Regions from separate parts of the Homo sapiens genome. Here all the other regions are linked to region 5. Evidence: chromatin loops called from intact Hi-C (ENCODE). Cell type or tissue: heart right ventricle. All regions are shown on one strand.

What was found. Peaks named below come from ENCODE experiments on the same cell type or tissue, not always from the same donor. Only the 100,000 strongest peaks of a DNase experiment are listed, where the experiment ranks them.
Region 1: a loop joins it to region 5, with 6 times the contacts of the local background. A loop is called at or near these places in 21 of 110 quality-filtered maps.
Region 2: it touches region 5 in a loop (16-fold over the local background); 65 of 110 quality-filtered maps call a loop at or near these places.
Region 3: it touches region 5 in a loop (2.0-fold over the local background); 9 of 110 quality-filtered maps call a loop at or near these places.
Region 4: a loop joins it to region 5, with 2.9 times the contacts of the local background. A loop is called at or near these places in 16 of 110 quality-filtered maps.

What each region holds. Positions count from the first base shown.
Region 1 is chr18:61,579,301-61,584,300 of GRCh38, forward strand. It overlaps LOC124904314 (a long non-coding RNA gene), which reads right to left. Exons shown (of 7, transcript XR_007066395.1): 6 at 107-156. Among named protein-coding and RNA genes, the nearest start is that of LINC01544, 170 kb to the right of the region's middle. In heart right ventricle, CTCF peaks have their summits at 2,738 (motif pointing right) and 2,941; DNase peaks (open chromatin) are centred at 2,731 and 3,031; H3K4me3 peaks cover 1,280 bases; H3K27ac peaks cover 2,715 bases.
Region 2 is chr18:62,128,560-62,133,559 of GRCh38, forward strand. The region is part of intron 14 of PIGN (phosphatidylinositol glycan anchor biosynthesis class N); the gene reads right to left. Among named protein-coding and RNA genes, the nearest start is that of PIGN, 56 kb to the right of the region's middle. In heart right ventricle, CTCF peaks have their summits at 2,956 (motif pointing left) and 3,155; a DNase peak (open chromatin) is centred at 2,946.
Region 3 is chr18:61,721,969-61,726,968 of GRCh38, forward strand. No RefSeq gene overlaps it. Among named protein-coding and RNA genes, the nearest start is that of LINC01544, 24 kb to the right of the region's middle. In heart right ventricle, no CTCF peak of the experiment used is centred here; no DNase peak of the experiment used is centred here.
Region 4 is chr18:61,740,271-61,745,270 of GRCh38, forward strand. No RefSeq gene overlaps it. Among named protein-coding and RNA genes, the nearest start is that of LINC01544, 5.4 kb to the right of the region's middle. In heart right ventricle, CTCF peaks have their summits at 2,793 and 3,120; DNase peaks (open chromatin) are centred at 2,991, 3,697 and 4,229; H3K27ac peaks cover 5,000 bases.
Region 5 is chr18:61,633,555-61,638,554 of GRCh38, forward strand. No RefSeq gene overlaps it. Among named protein-coding and RNA genes, the nearest start is that of LINC01544, 110 kb to the right of the region's middle. RefSeq lists an enhancer at 2,357-2,406. In heart right ventricle, CTCF peaks have their summits at 2,441 (motif pointing right) and 2,644; DNase peaks (open chromatin) are centred at 2,447 and 2,828; H3K4me3 peaks cover 368 bases; H3K27ac peaks cover 1,353 bases.

The DNA.
Region 1 (5,000 bases), 54 kb before region 5:
ATGGCTTGCCTAGTGTCATATACTCAGTGAGGCACCAGCAGCTGAGGACAGGACCAAAACTTATCACTGAAGACCCGGGACAAGTACATGGATGGCATTTACTTACCCAGAAAGCATGAGACTTGCAAGGTGACTTGACAGAAGAATGTCAAAGCTCTGTGCAAAGAGGTGAGAGGAACAGAACACAAGCTGTGATTTACTATCCAAGGAACCTTGGGCAAGTCACTTACACTTTCTGAACAGTTCCTCATCTAAAAAATGAAAGTAACATCTACCACATCGAACTTCACTTGGCTGTTTCAAAGACAAAAGAAGTGTTTTAAACAAAACCATGTGACCTAGGACATTTTATAAAATCTAAGTCAACATAAGGCATTGTTATTTGAGAGGATTTGTAGAATCAACATTTAAAATGAGCCTGCAGCTGTTGGCACACAATGATAATCCTGAATTGCAACCAGACAATTATAGAAAATGCTTCCTAAGAGATGACTAAGAAGTTCCTTTTTGCCATTCAATGTGCTATGATCATTTTCACCACTTACTCTATGGAAAGTGCTACAAAGCATGCAAGGACAACTGGACTGTGACCCACATCCTCTAGGAAATACGGTCTGGTAGAGGAGACAGATAAACCACTCATTTCACTGTGAGGAAAAATGAAAGAAAACATGTAATAGCCAAGGAGACCAAATGTGGGGGGTCCAGAGGAGGCTTGGGTCGGTTCCCATTCAGCAGCTCAGAGGAAGCTTTTGGGAAGTTGCAGGGTGATAGGAAAAGAGACCCCAGATGGCAGGAATATTGCAGTGGGGAGAAATGGAAGCCAAGAACATACAATATTATATGACTAAAGAAAAAGGTACATGGAAGATTGTAGACATTCCAATAAAAAGTTTGTGCAACATGGTATTTAGTGGGATGTTTTTTCCTGTTGTCTTGGAAACGTGGTAGCTCCTCAGTGAAGCTGAAACTGAACACAGCTCCTAAACAACCACAAACACCAGCTATGACAGCAACACCACTACAGTGGAGCCCATCACCGCAGAAGGACCAGAAGTGGCCAGGGTAAGGCTGGGGCAGACATACTTCACTAATCTGCAGCAGAGGGTCCCTCAAGATTCCTCTTTCTGCTCCCTTCTCCTTTCCCCTTCCCCTGCACCCCACCTTCCTTTGCTCAAACAAGAAGCCACATCTACAACAGTGACTTTCTTTCTTTTTTTTTCTTTTAAAGACAAGGTCTCGCTCTGTCACCCAGGCTGGAGTGCAATGATACAATCACAGCTCACTGCAGCCTCCATCTCCAGAGCTCAAGAGATCCTCCTGCCTCAGCCTCCTGAGTAGCAGGGACCACAAGTGCATGTCCACCACCCCTGGCTAAAACAATGACTTTCAAACTTCTCTAAGCATGACCCACAGTAAATGTTTTACATTATGACACGATTCACACAATTCCAGGCAGCTGACATCTATTATCACATTTATTTTCACACACACACACACACACATACACACACACCTGAAACAGCTTTTTGAGGAAATCATACTCTATTACTTGGAATGTACTTTGTAATTTGTATTCCATTCTACTCCTTTAAAGAAAAATAAAGATTGTGACTTTCTAAATTGATATTATGAGCCAGCAATGGCTTGTGACTTGCATTTTGGAGAAACCAGCCTAGGACAATATGGGAAGGGCATGGGTCTCACACACACACACACACACACACACACACACACACAGAGCCAGGTCCATGGCTCCAGCCTCACCTGAGGAAAAAAGCTGTGCAAGGAGTTTAAACAAAATTTTAAATAATGGGGCTGGGCGTGGTGACTCACGCCTGTAATCCCAGCACTTTTGGAGGCCGAGGCAGGTGGGTCACCTGAGGTCAGGAGTTCAAGAGTAGCCTGGCCAACATAATGAAATCCCGTTCTCTACTAAAAATACAAAAATTACCCAGGCGTGGTGGTGCACACCTGTAGTCTCAGTTACTTGGGAAGCTGAGGCAGGAGAATTGTTTGAACCCGGGAAGCGGAGGCTGCAGTGAGCAGAGATCCTGCCACTGAACTTCAGCCTGGGCGACAGTGAGTTTCTGCCTCAAAAAAATAAAAGCAAAGAGTGTAATAAATGATATTTAAAAAAAAATTTTCTGAATAATGAACAGGACTGAAATGAAATTGCTCTAATACCCCAAACAAAAGGCTGGCTGTTTTCAAGGGACTTGCTCCCCCACTGGGAAGTCGTCACAGTGGGAGGGGGTGGTAGAGTCCAGTTCGAGCCTGTTCTAAAACACACACACACACAAACACACACACATTTTATGTCCCTACTCCCAATTTTGAGGCCCCGAATTAAAGTTGGATGGGGCAACACCATGAAGGCCACTGCAGGATCATGCAAAAAAAAAAGACACACTGGGGAAAGGAAAGTGCGCCCCTCAAACACTAGGCAAACACTGGAGAAGGAAGGACCTTTGGGTCAGCAATAAGAAAGCCGTCCCCCTCAGTCAGCACAAAAGCTCGCCCCCAGGGAGAAACAGGAAGATCCTTAGCTCTTCTTTTCCTTCCCCAGCGCCCATCATCCTCCCTCCTGAGAAAACGGAAGAAAGGGTAGCACAGCAGCCGAAAGGAGTTTGGGTTTGCTTTGCTTCCATCTGCGGACAAGGCTCTTTGCAGAGAAAACCCAGCCTCCCGGTGCCCGGGCCCCGCAGGCAGTCTCTCTTTCGGCCACCAGAGGGCGCTCTCCTCCTCCCCAGCCTCCAGCCACACCTGGCCGAGGGGCGTCCTTGCCCCACTCCTGCAGCCCAGAAGCGCACTCACTGCACAGCCGCGGAACCTGCAAGACGGGCCACAGGCACGCCCCGCTGCCAGCCGCTTAGCTTTTTAAAACAAGCCAGCATAGATGTTCACAATTATTCTCCCCTCAACGGTGGACACTGTCAGGTCAGCAATCCCTAGGAAGCTCCCGGGAGCGCTGTCGGAAGACTTTGCCAGAGCTCAGACTCATCGGGAGGGGGAAATCGGTTCTCTGGCTGCCCCTGGCAGCGGGGCTCCCCCACCCCAGGCTTAAAATAGGGATGAAACTCTTTGACATCGAAGGACACAGGGTCCCTTCCCACTGACGTCCGTTGTGGCGCTGAGGGACCCAGGAGAGCAACAGGGCTTCCAGATCGGAGACATCACCAAAGAGGGAACGCAGCCACTTTTATTTTTGCCTTGACAATTATTAAAATACGCAGAGGAAGGAAACTATTCAGGCTGGCTCTGTACAAGGCAATCATTCCCAAATTGCACCAAATTGGCTGCTCCCCAAAGTCCGTGTGTTCTCCCCACACCCTCATATAAACACACACACCCACCAACACCCTGTGTTATTTGTCTTCAATGAGTTAGAAAGAAGACTTTAAGATAAGGCAGGGTGAAACTCTGACAGCTAGTACCCAAAACTCCCCCTCAACATTAATGGGAGACTTGCTTGTATGTTTTTGCCCCCTAAGGGTAACTGATTCCCATGACTTTGCTTTAGCCAAGGGAATGAAGTGGCTTTTGGGGTAGAAACAGCCTAACCTTACACAAACTTTGAGATAAACAAGCACTATCACAGCACATAAAAACGAAAACTACCAGCAGGTTAAAATTATCCCTATGAAGAAAAAGGAATTTCACGTTATGAAAGTTTTTTTTTTTTAATAATCTGCTAAGTACACACTAATACCCAAAACAGGCCTTAAACAGTCTGAAGGATGCTTGAGCTAAAATCTTATAAATTGCCCTGGAATATTTGTCAAACCACCTGCCCAGAACATACTGTATGTATTCATAGTGCTGTCAAACAAGTGGACTACCATCATTGGATGAGTGGTTTGTCAGCCAGAGGCTGGCTCAGACAGACCATACGTAAAGGTTTCTAACCCTAATTTTTCCCTTTAGTGATTGAGCCTGGACCCATTGTTTGGGATACTTGTGGGGACATGGACTGCATTCTGTCTTATATTGCAGATGCTAAAGAAAACATCTTTCCAGTCCCCCCTTCCCACAGCAGAACACCATGGATTAAATCTGAAACAGTATAAGTGTTCACATCTGGAAAATTGAGCTGAATCTGTCTGGAGACATCTGTATGGATCCTTTGGACTAGTATGAAAAACGATGATTTCTGTGTTTTCTATAGTGGTTTCCACCCTCATGCTAAGGTTTACATTTCTGAAATCACACCACAGCCACCCATTTTAAGGAAGTAGGAGGTTAGAAACATTAAGGAAATTAAGATTGGAGGACAAAGATTATGTGATAGTTAATCTTATATGTCAACTTGGCTAGGCTATAATGCCTTGTTGTTTGGCCACACACTAGACTAGATGTTGCTGTGAAAGTATTTTGTAGATGTGATTAACATTTACAGTTGATTTTGAGTAAAGGAGATTACCCTCAATCATATGGGTGGGCCTTTTCCAATCAGGTGAAGGCCTTAACAGCGAAGACTGAGGCTTATCAAAGAAGGAGGAATTCTGCCTCAAGACTTGCAACATCAGCTCTTCCCTGAGTTTGAGTGCTGGTCTGCTGTAAGATTTCAGATTTTAGCTTGGCATGGTGGCACACTGCTGTAATCCCAGCTACTCAGGAGGCTGAGGCAGGAGAATCACTTGAACCCAGGAGGCGGAGGTTGCAGTGAGCCGAGATGGCGCCACTGCACTCCAGCCTGGGAGACAGAGCGAGACTTGGTAAGAAGGAAGGAAGAAAGGAAGGAAGGGAGGAAGGGAGGGAGGGAGGGGAGGAAGGGGGGGGAGAGAGAGAGAGAGAGAGAGAGAGAGAGAGAGAGAGAGAGAGAAAGGGAGAGATTTCAGGTTTGCCAGCTCCCACAATGGTGTGAGCCAATTCTTTAAAATAATTCTCTCTCTCTCTCTCTCTCTCTCTCTCTCTCTCTGTGTGTGTGTGTGTGTGTGTGTGTGTGTGTGTGTCCTATTGGTTTGGTTTCTATGGAGAATATTGATTGATACAGATTT
Region 2 (5,000 bases), 500 kb after region 5:
AGGGCACAGCTGGATACTCACATGCAGCCACAGAGATCAAGAAAAAAAAGAAAAGAAAAAAAGGTAGAAGAGTTCATTTAGGTTGATATGAGGAAAAAATTATCCTTTGTTTTCACATTACAAAAGTGGGTTTTGAGTCATTAAAATATTTTAATAAAATGTTTAAAATATTCATTAAATTCTATAAGCCCATTATTTCTAGAGGGCTATAATATTTTATTATTACATTTGCATCTACTGTCCCTTAGCTAAAATACATTTTCTTTAATATATTTAACATGAAAAATGTAAGGCAAAAATAAACTATTAAGTTTCTTCTATTTGGCTTCAAAATAAGAAGTCATCATAAAGAAATATTAAAATATAAGTATACAACGATGTTTCATTGGAAATGCAGATCTCCCCACTCACTCCCTGCAAAATTCCCTTCCAAGGACAATGCAAAGCCAATATTGGAAAGCACTTTCTATTAGCTCTCAACACCTGGCTTTCTCTCCCCTTGCCTCAATTCCTTACTCCCTTCTCTCCCTCCCTCAGTGGCGTGCTGAGGGCTGCTCACACCAGCTCCCGAGAGCAGATGGTGTACAACTCTTCCCTTTCTCTAGTCGCATCATCCTTGGTAGCTTGAGATTGATCATAGTGAGCGTATTTATACCAATGAAATTGGCAAAGGCTATTAATGGGAGTCTTTCCCTCTCTCAGAGAGCTGAGTCTCTTGTTAGCACATCACTGCCATACTTTCCCACCTTAAGTCCACATTCTTAGCTGTCTCAGACCCACTGCAGCCCATAGCAATTAGTGTCAAGTTAATGAAAGCTAGTATATTGGCTGTTACTACCTCAGAAGTGCGTTGAGCTGAAGACTTCTTGCGTCTCCATCTCAGCTGCTCTCTGAGGTATCAACAAATCAAAAGTTCTCTTTCCAACACTGCCTTCACTGAAGTTGTCTTATTTAACTTCCTATAAATTTGCATCCCTCATCTGTGGGTTTGGTGCTCCTCAACTGTTCTTACAAAAACAGTCACTCATAATACATTGAATTATCCCTTATCATGCTGTATCATTTGCTATACTGTCTATATGTTCCCATTAGACTTTGTGTCCAACAAGGGCAGGCACTACGTCTATCTTTTCCAACATCAGTATAGTGCCTGGGACACAGTAGGAAAACAATAAATACTGGTTAAGTAAATCAATGAAGCATTGTAAGATAATTACTCTGCAATGGCTGAAATGATGACAAATGTAAACTATTAATTTCTGTTGAGAGTTAAATTGTGTCCCCCAAAAAGGTCCTAACCCCTGGTATCTGGGAATGTGACCTGATTTTGAAATAGTGTCTTTGTAGACATCATCAAGCTAAAGCACATTAATACTAAATTAGGGTGAACCTTAAATCTAGTGACTGGTGTCCTTGAGAGGGAGATCTGGAGACAGAGACACAAGGAAGAAGACCACTGATGACAGAGATAGAGAGTAGAATGATAAAGCTACAAGCCAAGGAAACCGAGGATTGCTTGCAGCCCCCAGAAGCTAGGTAGAGGCAAGGGAAGATTCTACTCTAAGCCTTTGGAGGGAGCATGGTTCTGGTGACACCTTGCTTTTGGACTCCTAGCCTTAATTTTGGACTTTAGTCTCTAGAACTGTGAAAGAATGTATTTCTGTTATGCTAAGCCATGTAGGTTGTGGTAGTTTGTTATGGCAACCCTAGAAAACTAATATATCTTCCTATCAACTGCCCAAATTCAGATTGCCCACAAGGAAAAGTGATGGTTTTACTATTTGTTGTTCATTTTCCCTTTAATCTATGCATAGTTACAGATATGGATAAACTAATGAAGTATTAACTTAAAAAGCAACATGTTTGAAATACAACATTCTACATAGTAATTTGTGAGGAAAAATTTCCTTTATTGACTAAATTGTTTTTATTGAAAATATCAAGTTTTAAAGAATCTATAAACATGTCATGTTTAAGTTAAAAAAAAAGAGAGAAATGAGTTGTCTTAATCTGTGCACATTACTTTGCTGTAATTGTTACTATTCATTTTTTTAATGGTTACTTAATACTATAGAATAAGGTAAACCACATTTTAGGATTACCAAGAATTTTATCAATTATTCAGGGTCAGCTAGTGTTTAGAGGACAAGATCTCCTAAAATGCTGCCCTTTCTTACTCTGATTTTTGTTACAAATTTTTTTTGCTTTCATCTACACATGACCTAATATTTTAGTAATACTTGTCTATTCCTTTTTAGAATGTCTATTTAAAGGGAAAAATATTTTAAGAGTATAAAGACAGAGAAAGCAGGATAAAAAGTTATTTCTAGAATAATTTTCATTCCTTTAGCATGACCAATGATATAGAATCGTATCACCCTTCATGTCATAAGTGAATAAATGAATAATATTTTTCTATGTAGGTATGTGATGCACAGAAGTTTTTTTTAAAGATAAATTTCAGTTTTGAAGCAGAAAATTATGTTTCTTACAAATAATTAGTAAATCAGATAGGTAAACTGGTAGAAAGGTTCACATACAAGCTAGTATTTAAGTTGGGTCTAAGGGAAGGGCCTTTATCAGCTAAAAGAAACAAATTTTATAAGAGAAACCAAATACTGTTGCCATTTTAGTAGAAAATACAGTTTTTTGTTAAAATTTCTTTGTTTATCAAATTTATATAATAATTTTCAAATAAAAAAGTAACAAATATTTTTGCTTCTATTGGCAAGGTATATATCCCCTTCCCAATTCCGTATTCTTCCCCCTAAGATATCTCTGAAGAGATCTTTTTTGCTTTCTTCTTATTCTGTGGCATTTTTTCTTTTAAATTATTTCTTGTCTTACTCCAGCCTCTAAAGTATACAATTTTAAACATAAAGTGTTTTTCCTCCTTTTACAGATGGGTGATCCTTTTATGCCTCTCCTGGTCATGTAGCTCCACCTGCTGGTCATCCTTCAGCATACCATCACCAGGGTCTGCCAGACCCAATTTTAGCTTCAGGTGTTTGTTTTTTAGCAGTTCTCTTTATCAGAATGGATGTTTTATGACTTTTATTCTTTTTAGAGGTCTTTAAAATATCAAAGAGAAAATTTATTTATTTTTGCAAAAAAATAGGATATGCAATTACCACATGGCCCTGTTAGACCCTTTTACAAGCCTAAGATAAAGAATCTTGGCAATTTTATTTTTCCTACGTCCTGAAACATTTGCTATTTCATTACCCTAGGAATTATTTTATTATTCACCAATTACTCATAACTATGCTAGAAAAGACTGAACAAGATAATGGAAAAATGGTGAAGATACCATTAAACTAAAATCTAATAATGCTGGTGAAATTAATCATGTCACGAAAATTTTGATACTATGAATTTTCAGATGCCAATGTCCTAGATGAATTTTCTCAAGTTAAGAACAGACAAGTGAACAATATATTTCTAAGAACAAAAAAAAATGATGCTTATACAAAAGGAAAGACTTTATTACACAATAGTTTGTGAAAAGAACCTGGGTTATCTTTTTTGCTAAAAGCATGTGTGACAACAGTACTCTTTGATCTTTTATGTTTATAGGCCCACATTTACTTGATATAGTTTCTAAGAAGACATGCTGACATTATGTGCATATATAAAAGTGATTAAAAAGAAATATATGATGTTAATGTGAAAAAAACCCACTGGACTAAAGAAATAAAGGGTCGATGGTACTCAGTAAATGGTGATAACTGTTTTTTCTGATAACACCAAACATTAAAGACTTGTAATGCAGAGCTAACATTTAGTCAATGCCCTTAAATATTCTATTTCAAAATACCTCAAGGGGGAATGAAATTTTTAATGAGTGAAACTAAATACTCTTAAAAATAATTTAACAAATAATTTCTGTGGTTCACATCTCCCTAAATGATTAAAAAATAATTTTCAATTTAGTATTCCACCTGGTTCTGGTATATTTTCCAATTTTATGTAACTGATATAATTAATAAATTCTGATTACAGTCAGGCACAGTAGCTCACACCTGCAATCCCAGCACTTTGGGAGGCCAAGGCAGGCAGACCGCTTGAGCCCAGGAGTTCAAGATAAGCTTGGGCAACATAGGGAGATCCCATCTCTATTAAAAAAAAATGATAAAATAAAATTCTGATTATGATGCTAGCTAATATCTTTTCCATATGACTGTTAAATTTTATATTTTATAGACCTCACACTTTTACTTATTTTTAAATATTCAGTTCTTTAATCAATGTAGAATTTAGTTTTGTGAATGAAATGAGGTTACAAGAGCTAGCCTTATTTTTTCCAAATGGTCAATTTTCTTAGTACAAATCTTTCTCCTACTGATTTGAAACACTACCTTCAGTCAAAACCAAATCCCATATACAGATTGTCCCAAACTTATGAGAGTTTGACTTAGGATTTTTCAGCTAACATGGAAGTGATATGCATTCAGTAGAAAGCATACTTTGAGTACCCACACAATCATTTTGTTCTTCACTTTCAATGCAGTATTCAATAAATTACATGAGATATTCAATACTTTATTATACAGTCGGCTTTATGTTAGATGATTCTGACCAACTGTAGGCTAATGTTAAGTGTTCTCAGCACATTAAAGGTAGGCTAGACTAAGCTATGATGTTCAGTAGGTTAGGTGTATTAAATCCATTTTGCACTTACATTATTTGCAACTTAGGGATGTAACCCCATCATAAGTCAAGGTGCACGTTGTAGACAAGTGAATCTTATCTCTTTATGTACTCACGAATCAGTTCCACTAAATCTATATGTTTGGCCTGCATCAATACTACATTTTTTAGAGTTATAATAGCTTTAGAATGTGTTCTGTTATCTAGCAGAGCAAATCTCTTATCTTGTTCTTCTTTCTCAAAACTAATTAAGCTATTCTTGAGAATTTATTTTTGATATAAATTTTAAAATTATGTTTTTGAGTTATACAAAAATCCTTTTGTTATAATACCATATTCAGTAAGTAATT
Region 3 (5,000 bases), 88 kb after region 5:
GTTATAATTGTTATCATCATTACAATTACCATCATTATTATTGTTACAGGCTGTTTAAAAAAAACTATCATAAAAACATCATACATACACAACAGGGAATGTATCAAATTTAATCACCCTAACTTGCACTGACAGATTTGTCCAAGATACACACAGAAAAAAACTTTTTTTTAACCAAGAATTCTGATTAGTAGTGCAATTAAGTTAAATTTAAGGGAATAAAGTAATTTCTTTTTTACATTGGTGGGTAGACAGGTTTTTTTTAAGTTTATATTAATAGAATTGTTTAAGATGCAATGACTAACTATAGATGACAAAAATTTGATAAGGAGAGAAAATTCTAGTTTCTCTAAATCCAGAACTCTGTAGCAGAGCTATGTGGTATAAACTGTACCTGTACCGCAAGCAGTTTTTGTAGGTATTGATTTGTTAATGTGCTGTTAGCTGAGCCTATTTATCATTGAGTAGTACCACAGTTTACTTACATTTATTACAGCAAAGTCCATCCTGCCTGTTTCCCTCCCCTGCACCCCATGCTCTCTGATAATGTCTCCTTCTCCCCCGCCCACCTCCTCTGAAGACCTTTCTGTGTAAAATATATTCCATTACACAACAAACAATTATTTAAAAAATTACAAAAATCCACCAGTGGCTATTTAACAACTATAAGGAAGGTATTCCAATCTTTTAGAAACTTACATGACTATTCAGGGCATCCCAGCAGCCTATCAGTCTCAATTCTTTCTACCCAATTACCTATCAAGACTTTTTACTAGACAGTCCACTCCCAAGAAGAAAATCTATTGTCCATCCTTTAGACTACTTTTTAGCCTTGTAACATGAATAGACATCTCTATTTCAAGACAAATTCAACAAACCAGGGCTTGTAGTCACCCTCCCTGGATCCCATAGCTCAGGGTCCATAGTTCCAGGGCAGTGAAAAGATGTTATTTGTGTTTATCATATGCAGTGCCCTTGTCAACATTGGTGCATGAAGTGGGTAAACTGCAGCATCTATCTGCTTCAGAGAAATTCACTGGGAAGTGTTTATGGAAATCGACCCACCACCTGACTACTTGCTCCTCACTCAAGTAATGTCAGGTGGGAATGCAAATAGCTTGTTGCAATCTTTCGGCCAATATTAAGGGTAACATACAAGTCACTTTCCCAGTGCTTGGAGAACATCAAATCCTCTTGTTAGTGATGCAGTATACCCAAAAGGAAACTGACTGTATTGGGTTGAAGAGCTCCCCTCCCTGCGCCTCCCCACCCCCCAGATTTGTGTTCACCTGGAATCACAAATAGGACCTTACTTGGAAATAGGGTCTTTGCAGATGCAATCAAGTTAAGATGAGGTTGTACTGAATTAGGGTGGGCCCTAAATCCAATATTCATAGTATTTTTATAAGAAGGGGGAAATTTGGACACAGAGACAAATGCACACTGGGAAGAAGACCATGTGAAGATGGAAATTAGCGTGGTACATCTACAAGTCTTGCTGGCAAGGACCGTCAAGGAAGGATTCTTGATCCTAAAGCCTTTGGAGGAAGCCTAGTGCACCCCTGCTGATACTCTAATTTTAGATGTCTGACCTCCAGAGCTGTCAGAGAATACATTTCTATTGTTTTAAGTTACCTAGTTTCTGGTATTTTGTTCCAGCAGCATCAGCAAACTAATACACTGACCAAGACACATCCATTGCCAAGATAATTTCACACCCACTAGACTGTCAGTTTCAGGAGGGCAGGAACTGTCTATCCTGATCATGGTTATATCTCCACTACTTTCAGCAGCGTTTGGTACCTACTAGGTATTCAATACAGTTTAGTTGAATTCAAGAGGAATGAGTTTCCTTGATTCTCATCATAGCCCCAATTTCATATTGAGTGAGCATCAGTGCAAAGGCTCATGCAAGAGGGAAGGTCTAGGCCCAGAATCCACTCCTGCAACCCCAGTGAAGCACTGCTTTCTGTACATGTAATTGTGCACCTGGATGTCTGGGCCCACGGTTTGCTGTGCTATGCCTGAAAGTTCCCTGGTTTGCCCAAGTCTGAGGCCATCCTGTTTGTGGAGCATCTCTAGCCTGTGGGAACTTAACCTGAGATAACCTCCTTAGGTTGAGCCGCTTGGTCTTCACACCCTTCTTGGTCTGGTAGACACAATGGGAGCTCCAAATTATCATATGAGCAGAATTCCTAGGAAAAGCAAGTAAATTTGGTTTCTTATCCCTTACCCAAGAGTCCAGCTTATATATGACTTCACACAGCTCCAAGTAAATGATAGGAAAAAAAACAGTAACTACTTGAAATACTGAGCAGACCTGGTCAAGAAGACATGGCCAAGGTCACATTGTAATCACCCACAGTACCAGCCAAGACTCCTGACATGTCACTGAGACCTGTGTAAATTGCCATTTTAGACATCAAGCATCAACAACCCAGAATGATTGTCCAGGTTCTTGGCAATCATTGACAATTTAAAATGTTTCAATTTGCTACTAAAATAGAATGAAAATGCCAGTCATTATCAATAATTTCTCATCCTGAAATTGCAAATTTAGCTTTGATTTTTATAATTAGCTAGAAATGAATTTTAAAAGTCCTCCGAAAATTCAAGGATCTTGTTATACCAAAGGCGATGTCAAATTTGATAATCCTCTCGCTACCTGCCTGCCAATGCTTCGGCAGCTTGTGCCCAGAACTCCCACCCCACAGAAGAAAATGAACTCATTGTGCTGCGGATTATGCTTAGGAACAGAAAGTGAGGATTACGTCATGTGTACAGAGCCAGGAGTGTTACACTCCTAGAAAAACCTAGCATTGTATAAGAGCAGGTCCTTAAACGACACGAATGAAAAGCAAGAACTTCTGTGCCTTTCACAGCAAGAGTCCTCCAACACCCAACCCTGTGCTCCATCACTAAACACTAGCCTGAAGGAAGGAAGGAGAACACACCCTCAAGACTTTTCCTTTCCTCCAGATACATCAGTTTTGCTTCCAGAGTTCACCGTCTTCCTTGATTGCTACAATAAGGAGAATTATGTATCCTTCTGGGTCAGACACTAAAACCAAGTCCAGGCCTGAAACACTGTCCTTGGTCACAGCATTCATTGCCTTTCCTCCAGCTACCTTTCTAGAAGGGCTCTTACACGGCTCTTTTCCCTCTACTGATATCTATCCTCAGATCTTTTGCACCAACCTGAACAACAGCCCACCTTTGACCCCATGTCTTTAGCAAGTTCTCACTTCTCTTCTTCCTGTCTTCACAATCAAGTTCTATTGACTTCCTCACCTCCAGTTCTCTCTCTAAACCATGGGATTCATCATTCCCCAGTGCTGCAGTTAAATTACCTGCATTAACTTGACCACAAATTAATAGTCACCAAGGAGTACAATGGATTCTTCCTGGGCCTTTTTTTTTTTTAACCTTTATGTAACAATTTAGATTATTAATGACATCTTGCTGCGAAAATCTCTTTCCTTTTACATTTCACTGCAGTTTCTCCTACCTCCGGCCACTCATTCTGTTTCCTTTGCTGATTCTTGACCTTCCCATTTGCCTCCTGAATTTTAGGGTTCTCTTAAGTTCCATCCTTGGTCTTCTTGTTCATGTCCTCCATATACAAGTGGGTGCTATCATCTATACTCAAAGTTTTCTCTACCGTAAGACAGCTTTGCTGATGACAGACAAATCTAGATTTCCATTTAAATATTGCACCTACCCAACAAAATCTATTTAAGGCTGAATATTTCCTTTTCTCCAGTATCTACTTATTTTCTAATATTCCCTTTCCTTGTTTATAGTAATAGAGTTGAGCTTGGAACAACAATAGGAGTTAGGAGTGCCAACCGCCATCTTCCCATGCAGTCAAAACTCCACATATAACTTTTGACTCCTCCAATACTTATCTACTAATAGTCTACTGTTGACCAGAAGCATTACTAATAACAGAAATAGTTGACTAACACATATTTTGTATGTGTTATATATATTTTGGATATGTATAAGATACTATATTTTTACAATAAAGCAAACTAGAGAAAATAAAATGTTATTAAGAAAACAATAAGGAAGAGAAACTACTATCCTGCATTAGTCCATTTTCACACTGCTGATAAAGACATACCCGAGGCTGGGTAATTTACAAAAGAAAGAGGTTTAATGGACTTACAGTTCCATGTGACTGGGGAAGGCTCATAATCACAGTAGAAGGCAAGGAGGAGCAAGTCACCTCTTACATGGATGGCAGCAGGCAAAAGAGCTTGTGCAGGGAAACTCCACCTTACAAGACCAACAGATCTCATGAGACTTATTCACTATCATGAGAAGAGCATGGGAAAGCCCTGCCCCCATGATTCAATTATCTCCCTCCAGGCCCCTCCCACAACATGTGGGAATTCAGGATGAGATTTGGGTGGGCACACAGCCAAACCATATCATATTTTTTACGTGGAAATGAATCATCATAAAGGTTTTCATCCTCATCATCTTCATGTTGAGGAGGCCAAAGAGGAGGAGGAGGAAGAGGGGGGTTTCTCTTGCTGTCTCAGAGGTGGCAGAGGCAGAAGAAAATCTGCATATAAGTGGACCCACAGTTCATATCCATGTTGTTCAAGTGTCAACTGTTCTAGTGAAGCCACAATCTTTTGTACTTTTCCCCCAACTTTATCTACCTCTTGCCTATCCCAAATTGTTTACTGAATTCTACTTCATGAAGCAATGAACTTATCTCTCTTTAATTGCTTCAACTCTGGCCTTCACAATTTCTTACTAATGACAGCAATCACCGCCTAATGGTTCTCTCTAGATGCAATGCTGCCTCTTCTAGTCTATATTGCCAATAGAATTTTTATTTCTAAAAATGCACATTGGTTTATGTCACTGCTGACTTTAAATCACTCAGGGGCTTACCTATATTGTCAATATACAGCTCAAAGCTCTTAGCATGACTGTCAAGACTTTCAGGTTTTGACCCTTACTATTTCTCTGATCTCAAATTT
Region 4 (5,000 bases), 110 kb after region 5:
GACCAAACTCTGACACATAGAGAGACCTATCAGCCAGCAGCAACGAAAACATCAGACCACCTGGTTTGCAAGCTCAGCAAACATAGGACCACCTGGTTTATCCTAGCTCTCTGTCCTTTCATTCCAAGCAGATGTGACAAGGAGCTAGCAGCAGGGTTCAGTTAATTGGTCAAATGACACGATTCTCCTTAAGCAAATGAACACAGAATCTAGCAGAATTCTAAGACTTGGGGGACACTCCAGAGGGTGTGAGCTGCTCATGCCCTAATCACACAAAGGCAAGGACCCCTGTGCAGCCTTCCTAACCGATCCAACAAACACCACTCGTTTCACCAATAAAAAATAAAATCTAACACCCAGTATGCTAATAAACAAAAGTTCTGGTGTCCATTGGAAATAAATATAACTGAAGTGCTAGTATCACAGTCTGGAACATAACAGAACTACCCCTAATACTTCTGAAATATTAGGAAACTTCAAATACTAAATAACTGTGCTTAGAGCATTAAGCAAACTGAAATACACATCATCAACATATGTTTTAAACAGAGCTGCTTTAAAGTAAATTATAGATAATATAACAATATTGTCTTAGTCCATTGGGGCTACTATAATAAAATACCACAAGCTGGGTAGCTTATAAATGACACAGCTTTATTTCTCATAGTTCCATAAGCTGAGAAGTCTGAGATCAAGGCACCAGCAGATTAATTGTCTGGTGAGGGCCCACTTTCTCATTCATACCTGGTGCCTTCTCTCTGTGTCTTCACATGGTAGAAGGAGTGAGTTAGCTCTCTCAGGTCTCTTTTATTAGAGCACTAATCCTATTTATGAAGGCTCTGCCTAATCACCTCCCAAAGGCCCCATCTCCTAATATCATCACTTTGGGGGTTGGGATTTCAATGTATGAATATTGAGTAGACACCAACATTGAGACTATAATGAATGCCATATATGGGCTTTTACTTCTTCTTGTCAAATTGTCCTTTCTTCCTCTTTGAACATATACCACAAGCTTTAGTCCTTTTCTTCTGACCTCAAGGAAGACCTGATTATCTGTCACAATACTTTATTCCTGAAATGATGGAATATTACTTGTCCCTTCATTTATTCAGCAAACACTTGTACTCCTAACGCAATAAAAAATCACGTAAGCCAAGAGGGTAGGGGGTAAGTAAACTGGTACCTTGACTTAAAGGGGCTCTAGGTCTAAAGAAGAGGCAGACATTGGAGCTGAAAATAACAGCACCAGGCAGTGACTCTCAGGACAGATGTGCACAAGTCACAGTGGAAGCACAGAAGAGACACCCCTGAGTGTGCCTCCCAGAAAAGGGTGAGGAAAAATGACCAAAGATGCTTCATCTTAAGGAAGTATTGTCCTGGCTGAACTGAGCCTTAGAGGATGAATGGAAAGTTGGCCTGCAGTATAGGCAGCATCCCAGGCAGAGAAGACAAAAAATATATACCCAACAATAATAGCTAAAATCTATTAAACTCCTACTCTGCTCCAGGTGCTCTCCTAGGAATGCCATGTGCATAATAAATAAAATCTGAAATAATGCACATCATTTCACTTCTTCCTCAAAACAACACCCTGAGATAGAGGCTATTATTACCTCCATGTCACAGAAGAAAACTGGGGCTGAGAGCATTAAAATAACTTGCCTAAGGTCGCACTGCTAGAAACTGGCAGAGCCAGGGTTTGCACCTAGTGATTTCTGGCACTTAAGATATTACACTATATTCTGTTCGCTACAACATACAAGTATTAAATGGGGCTGAAACTGAAGTTCAAAACAGAACTGCGTGCAGTCAGTCTGGAGAGGTAAGTCAGCCGGAACATGGGTTTTGGTTCATTTTCTCATCTAGATGTGACTGCCTGAGTCTAGTACATCTTTCTGTTTCTATTACAAAGTTAAACACACAGTAGGGGTTCGATGGAATTGAGTGACTGAGTCTACAGGGAAAGAATTTCCAGAATAGATTATTGAATCACCAACTGTCTGAGTAGTGACTCGCCCCTTCTTTTTGGGTTTATTTTCTTTTAAAAATAGAGTTTTCAACATGCCCAACCAATATCAACAGATATTTGAGTGTCCTCCATGAGGCACACACAGTTAAGGGCAGTGGAGATTCAGCAGGGAATAAAATAGGCAAGGTCTCTTCTGTTAGACAGCTTAAAACAACCTTCCCCTGATGTGACCTCTCTTATTCTGAAAAATGCCAGGGAAATAACAATCAACAATGGACTCTGACAGTGGGCATCTCTAGAGGTACGCTCCACCCTTGCAGGGTGCCAGCATCTTGACACCATGCTCAGGCCCACATGACCATCACCAATGATGACTGCAAGATTCCCACCCCCAGGAGACCCAGGGCCCAGCACAGTCACTTATCTGGCCACCAAGAGCTTGCTCAGGGGACACCCTGCGACTCTTTAAGGTGGCCAAGGGCAGCCAGCACCTGCTGAATCAGCAAACCACCCAGAGCCCTGTATGTGTTGGCCTAAGAGCTCAGCCCTGGGCCAGGCAGCGGGACTTTTCCCCTCTGAAGAATGTGCCTCTATTCAAACTCCACTCTGCAGGAATGCCCACGGTGCCAAAAAGGAACAGAAAAAAACAGGATTCAAAACAAGGCACTTGAATGAAACAAGGTCCAGTTTTCAGTTCTCATTTTCTTTCTTACTCTGAATCCAAGCATGCTGTGTCTGAAGGAAGGTGGCCAGGGAAAGGAAGGGCCCTGGAGGCTGGCTGTTCTCTCTTTCTTCCAGTAGGGTGGTGGGGTAAAGCAAGGAGAGAATGGTGAGCCATGTTCTCAGGGAGAAGGCAGGGTAGAGGTCACTTGCGTGGTGTCTCATGTGATGTCTGGTAGGATCAGACTGACCCAAAACTCGAGTTTCCTTAGGGAGCAGCCCGTTCTCTCAGTGTCCCCATGGGACCAGCTTGCTGAGCTGACCAAGGCCTCGGCCCCCGGCAGCTGGCTGTCCTCAGTCCTCTCCCACCCCTGAGCCTGCTTCCCACCTCCTTCCTCCCTTACAGACAGTGACCTTGTCCTCAAGTTGCCCCACTCCTGTCCTTCCCATGGGCTAAGCCAACTGTCCACTCCAGAGGCTCCCTCATGAGGCTTCTAGGAGTAGAGGAGGTTGCATATCTGCAATGTTAAAGCCTCAGTCCTGAGACCTGGGCTGCCTCTTTTTCCTCCCTGGGCCTTGCTCTGTGGGGCCAGGATAAGTGGCCAGAATAATGTGATCTCAGCCCTTTTCTTTGACTAAATGCACTGCCAGGTTTAAACACAAGGTGCATCCCTGGGCTCCAGGCTGCTTACCATGCTTGGGACACTTCCTCCCCTACCCCTGCAGTCCCCAACTGTGGGGTCTGACCACCACCATGGCCTAAGTCAGGGCTCAGCAACTTTCTGTGAAAAGTCAGATAATAAAAATTTTAGGTTTTGTGGACCACATTCAATCTCCATCACATATTCTTTGGTTTGGTTTTTTTGTTGTTTTTAGGGGGGTTTTTTGTTTTGTTTTTTCTTTTAACAACCTTTTAAAAATGTATAAGCCATTCTTAGCAGGGCCATGGACCAGATTTGGTCCATAGTTTGTCAACGCTTTTGCCTTAGTACACTGGTCTTTCTCAAGCCCAGTGAAAGTAAAATGATGATTTCCTCAGGGAGTTTCAAACAAGCTGCTTCCAGCTGAGCGGCCCTGCCTAGGTTCCGATGATGTCATGATCCAACCAGCAGCCATCTATGATCATAATTAACTAAGAGAAACATTTACCGGGAGGCAGCAGAATTTTCCATCAAATTCTTCTTTATTAAAAAAAATAGATTCCTTTTCAAAATAGACAAGCTTGGAAATTTTAAAAATAACAGTATTCATTAACAACTCCCACACTAACTGTGGTTACCAAACCTTGAGAATCTAAGTGCCAAATTCCATGTGCTAGCATTCACATGCTTTCTACTTTGATTCCCACAGTGGCTCCCACTGTAGCTATCAATGCAATCCAGGCTCAACTGAGGTCACTCTGTCACTTGAGATTGAAATAAAATTGGCTTAACCCCCCTATCTTAAATCCATTGGGAAGACCAAGATTGTAGCACATTCCCAGGAACTGAAATTCTCAAGGCACTGCTGACTCCACAGTTTCAGGCTGTCCCTCTCAATCCCTCACTCAGCTCTTCTGCTTCCCCAGCAGCTGTGGCCCAGGACTGGGAACATGGCTCTTCTTTGTGTGTGTGTGTGTGTGTGTGTGTGTGTGTGTGTGTGTGTGTGTGTGTGTGTGTTTTCTGAACACATTTACCCAGTAGCATTGTGCTGAGGCCAACTTCACAGAAGGTTTAAGACAACGGAGAGATGAAGCCTTGCAGTGGGTCAAGGTCAAATTTACCAGTTTCTATAAAACTGGGCATTAGTCACCCCATTTCCAAGTCTTTTGGCCATGCTACCAAATATCAGGGGTTTCCACCCCTCCCTCACAGGATGGTCTTCCTTCTTCTCCATCTCTCCATCTTTTGGGCTCACCCACTCCCTGCCTCCCAAATTCAAATTAGCTCTCCACCAGGCTCTGGGATCTTCTTGTCCATCCATGAGTGTCTCCAGGTCTCGGAACTGGCATCACTTTTGAAATCTCAGTCTTTCCCTTCTTTTCTCTAGCCATGATCAGTGGAATGAAGAGGCCTAGAGTATATTTTTCCCTTTGATATGAATGCACCGTCTCCTTTACAAAGCAGAAGTGGCTACAGGCAGTTGATTACTATGCCTTCCCTCTCTGTTACATTCACACCCCCACTTTACCAAGGAGGACACTGATGCTCGGGATCATCCAGCCAAAATGTGGCAGAGCTGCTGTGACCCTCCAGGCTGGACTCACTGCTCTCACTCCCTGCATCAGTGGTTCTCAAACTGGACTGCTCCTAGGAGTCACTCAGAGGATTTGTTTAAGTGACACAGGTCACTGGGCCACCGCCCCCTCAGAGTTGCTGATTCATCAGGT
Region 5 (5,000 bases):
TTAGCAGTTAAGAATATTTAAAAACTCTAGCTAGTTTTGAGTACTCAAGTGTAAACCATAATGTATCATTTTTTTAGATTAAAAAGTGTATTTTGGCCAGGCACAGTGGCTCACTCCTGTAATCCCAGCACTTTAGGAGGCCAAGGAGGGTGGATCACCTGAGGTCAGGAGTTTGAGACCAGCCTGGCCAACATGGTGAAACCCCATCTCTATTAAAAATACAAAAAATTAGCGGAGCATGATGGCGGACGCCTTTAATCGCAGGTACTTGGGAGGCTGAGGCAGGAAAATCACTTGAACATGGAAGGCGGAGGTTGCAGTGAGCTGAGATTGCACCACTGCATTCCAGACTGGGCAACAAGAGCGAAACTCCATCTCAAAAAAAAAAAAAAAAAAAAAGTGCATTTTATTTTGCTAACAGCAGATGCTTTTGCATTGTGACAAAATATAGACACATATAAATGAGAGACATTTAATGGAAGAGTCCATGAGAGAGCTCAGGAACCAGACAGCCTGGATTCAAATACTGACTCTGCCAGTTCCCCTGGGTGAGTTACATATTCTCAGCCTTACTTTCCTTGTCTGTAAAATGGGAGAGAGAGTTTATAGGGTGCTTGTGACAAACAGGCAAAATAATACATACAAAATATATAGAACAGTGCCCTGCACATAGTAAAAACATGATAGTGTTCTCTGTTCATGTGTAATTACAATAATGTAATTACGATATAAATCTGACTCTCATACAGCTCTCAGTAAATATGGACTAAGTGCTGTGCTAAGGATTAAAAATTCAATATTAAGACAGACACAGTCCCTGCCCTTATGTGCTTATCAGAGCTGAAGATAAAGACCCTCTCTGGCTCATTGTACATAGACAAGATCAAGATGTTCTCTCTTAGGGAATTCCTCAGTTACCCAAGACTTTCTGGCTTCCCAGATGCCATTCAGGCCACCCAGTCTGAATTTCACCTCAGTTGGCATGTGTTTCTTTTGCCAACCCTATTTATTTATTTTTGAGATAGAGTCTTTCTCTGTTGCTCGGCTAGAGTGCAGTAGTATGATCATTGTTCACTACGCCATTGACCTCCTGGATTCAAGCAATTCTCCTGCCTCAGCCCCCCAAGTAGCTGGGACTGCAGGAGCATTCCACCATGTCCAGCTAATATTTTATTTTTTTGTAGAGATGGGTCTCACTGTGTTACCCAGGCTGGTCTTGAACTCCTGAGCTCAAGCAACGCTCCTGCCTCAGCCTCCCGAAGTGCTGGGATTACAGGCACAAGCCACCATGCCTGGCCTGCCAACCCTATTTAATCAATCGGCATTCTAGCTATTCACAACTGTTCATACATCCAGTCTTTGGTTCTGTTGGGGCTCAAAAAAACATTACCCCAAAGTATGGTGCTTTGGCACGCTGAGTACTTTGAACTAAAGGAGGAGATTGGAAGGCCTCAGACGTGGCCTCAGAAGCAGTCTCTCCTCTGATCTTCTCCTGTCTTCTTTCTCCCCCTGAAGCAAATCATAGAAACCAAAATCCCCCTTCTCCAAGGTGGGTTCTTGTTCCCTGAACATTGCTGTTATCCTGTTCTTTTTTCAGGGTGCCCAGATTTCATATTGTTCAAACACACATGCTCTATAATTTGTGCAGTTAACGCAATCATCACGGAGTCATGAGGCAACATACATCCTCCTCAGCTTATAAAATGACAGGATTAAGAGATTAAAATAAAGACAGGCATGGGAAATCACAAGGGTATTGATTGGGGAAGTGACAAGTGTCCATGAAATCTTCACGATTTATGTTCAGAGATTGCAGTAAAGACAGGCATAAGAAATTATAAAAGTATTAATTTGGGGAACTAATAAATGTCCATGAAATCTTCACAATCCACGTTCTTCTGCCATGGCTTCAGCCGGTCCCTCCGTTCGGGGTCCCTGACTTCCCGCAACAGTGGGTCATAAAGCTAAGATCCCTCTTCCCCAAAGCAAGCCATAAAGTCTGAAAAGGTCACTCTTTCCCTTCTTCCCTTTCTCTTTCCAGAAAGATTCTGCCCCATACGGGGGAGAAAGCCTACATAGAGAGGCCAAAAAGAGTCTGGACATACCTGGCTGGGTCCCCCTGCCTCGGTCTATCGCCATTAGATCACACCCCTTGTCCACTCACATTTTGACATAGTTGTCCACTCTTCATGGAACGTAAGCATACAAATAGATGGTTTTCTCTGGGTCTTTGGGTCTTCATTTGTGAAGGCTCTTGCGCTATGTAAAACTTTGATTCAAATAATTTGTTACACTTTCCTCTTGTTAACCTGTCTTTTCCTATAGGAGTGTCAGCTGTGCCCCTTATGATGGGTAAGAAAATGTATCACACCTTTCCACCCCTAGTTTTCTCCAGGTGTGTGGGCAGCCCTGGGGCTGCGTTCTTCCATCAAGAAAACACAAGGGGGCGGTAGTGGCACTTGGGCTTGACGGTGGTGGGACTTAAAATTGAGTCCTAGAAGAGAAAAATAAAAATGATAGAAGGCAAAGATGGAAGAAGAGAAGGAGCAAAGATGAAAGAAGAGAAGGAGCAAGGAAAAGAAGTGTGGTGTGAAAAGAGCCAAGAACACATTTTAATGTTTTTCCCAGAGCCGTACTCCCTCCCCAGCGTGAAACAGTGCAAAGCATGGAATTAATCCACTCCAGTGCATTGTGGGGAAGAAGGTTTGAAGTGAAGGGAGCAGGGAAAGGCCCTTGCAGGCTGAAGCCCTGTAGAAGAGGGCTGGGCTAAGCAGCCTCTGGGGAAGGGGGGCACTTAGGGCCCAGACCAGCTGGCCTGCTGTTTCTTTCCACAGGCCCCAGGGTGCAACCAGCTTCTCTCACCTTAAGAGATTTCCCTGGCTTCTGAGCCAGCTGTCCCCAGCTACCACGCCCCACCCAGCCCCAGGCAAACACACGGTACATTTTCTTCTCTGAGATTTACTACCAGGAAACAGATTAAAAGGCAACAAAAATAAGCAGAGGGTGAATTACCCAGGTTAAAGGCAATCTTGTGCAGCTCCTGTGGACAGACCTCTAGTTCTTATTTTCTTTTAAAAACTAGATTGGATTGAATGCTTTGTCTTTTTTCTGAGAGAGCTAAGGTGACCAAATGTCCAGGTTTGCCCAGGTGTGAGGAGATTCCTGGAATTCAGGACTTTGAGTGCTAACCCTGGGAGAGTCCTGGTCAACTGGGAAGAGTTGGTCATCGACAGAGAGCTCAAACAGGCCCCTCCTCACCTCCAGACCAAGCTTCTGAATGAAGCTTTGCGGAAATCTCTACCAGTCAGGGCTGAACCAAGCATGGGAGTTCCTATTGGTCTCAAGTGGGCAATTTTCATCTTCAAGACCTTTACCAGGGAACCACTGGGTAGGGGCTCCAGTCTCCCCAGATGCCACACGATGTGCATTCCCCTGTGCCTGTTTCCTTACCAAAGCAGGAAGAAGTAGGATGGGATTTCTGTCTGGGAGCTCCTCTGGCCATTTTTTAGGGAGTGGTTACTTTTCTCCAGATCAGGGGACTCTCCCGTCCCCCGCTCAAAAGCATTTTTATTTTATAAACAAAGTTAAGCAGAGTTCCTTGCTGCAGGCCCTCCACTATGGCAGTGTATGAACACCATGCATTTTCTAGAGGAGCAGACTGGTTGCAGCACCTCCCAAACTATTCAATCACTGAATTTCCTCCCTTTTCTTTAAGAAACCTGCGTTCTGAAGAGCACACATGCTCCTGGAACCTTTGTTTGATCCCACTTAAGCAGCTTTGGGACCTCCCCTAGTGCTACCCAGTGCTGTTTTCATAAAAGAATCAAGCAGAGGACTGAGGGCTTTTCACTGAGATGGACCCAGCGCCACTGGCCGTGCCAAGCGTGCGCAGCAGGTGTGCGTGTGTGTGCGCTTGCTGGCAGGCGGCCCTCTGCAGGCAGTTCTTTGCACCTCAAGCCAGGTTGCATATGCCATCTCTGCTGGCTTGGGGAGAGCTATTTAAAGTCTCTCTAAAGGCCAGTAAGCCTGCATGACTTCTCACACTTCCTAAAAATGCAGGGTCCGAATGGTGCAAATTCCAGCCAATACAGCTCTTGGGTCATCCCCTTGTGTGCCAGCATATGTAGGACTCACATCAAGTTACTGTAAACAGATGGCATGTTTGTTACAGTCTTGCTTAAATGTACCAGTATATATGCACATTTTGTTTGCTAGTAGCTTGGAAGACTTGAGTTGATTAATTAAAAGCAACACATACTTAATAGTTGTGTTTTTTTCAAATGATACATTTGGTTTTTGTAATTTTTTTAAATGGAAAAAAAAAAACCCAACAAGGCCTGATTTATATACTGAAAAGAGGTTCTTTCCCAGTAAATTAGGAAAAGTAGTTTGCATTCCTGAACTTATTTATTTTCCCCTGTAGCTAATGTTGCTTGTTATTCTAAACTGAGTGGGGATGCTAAGAAAGAAAAAGCATTGCCCTCCTGTAGAGCATGTGTCACCTGTAAATTTCCATGAGACAGTGGTGCCTCTAATCTCTGAATTCAATTCCACCAGAGCAAATTGACTTTCACCGAGGTGACTTTGAAGCCAAGTCATTTTGCAGGTTCAAGAAGTAAACTCTGCCAGCCACACCACTGAGCCCACTGGCCAGGGTGCCGCCTGCAAAGCCCCACCTTCCACCACACCCTCCCTTCAGTACTGGTTCCACTGAGCTAGTCACCAAAACAAAACAAGTTGTTTAATTAAAAGATTTCCAGCTCCTTATTTCCCAAGTGCAACAGAATGGGAAAGTGTCCCTGCTGTAATGTAAATAATGGAAATCAGTCTTCTACACATCCTGGTGAGGGAAATTTCTCGTAGAAGAGTTGCCAGCCTTTCCAATACAGCACTTTGGGCTGAAACTCACACATATGTGCTATTGAAGTTGAATTCTGGCAAGTGCTATTCCTGGTATTTATTTGAAAGAAGCCAAGTACTTAAATGGAGTTAAAACAAAA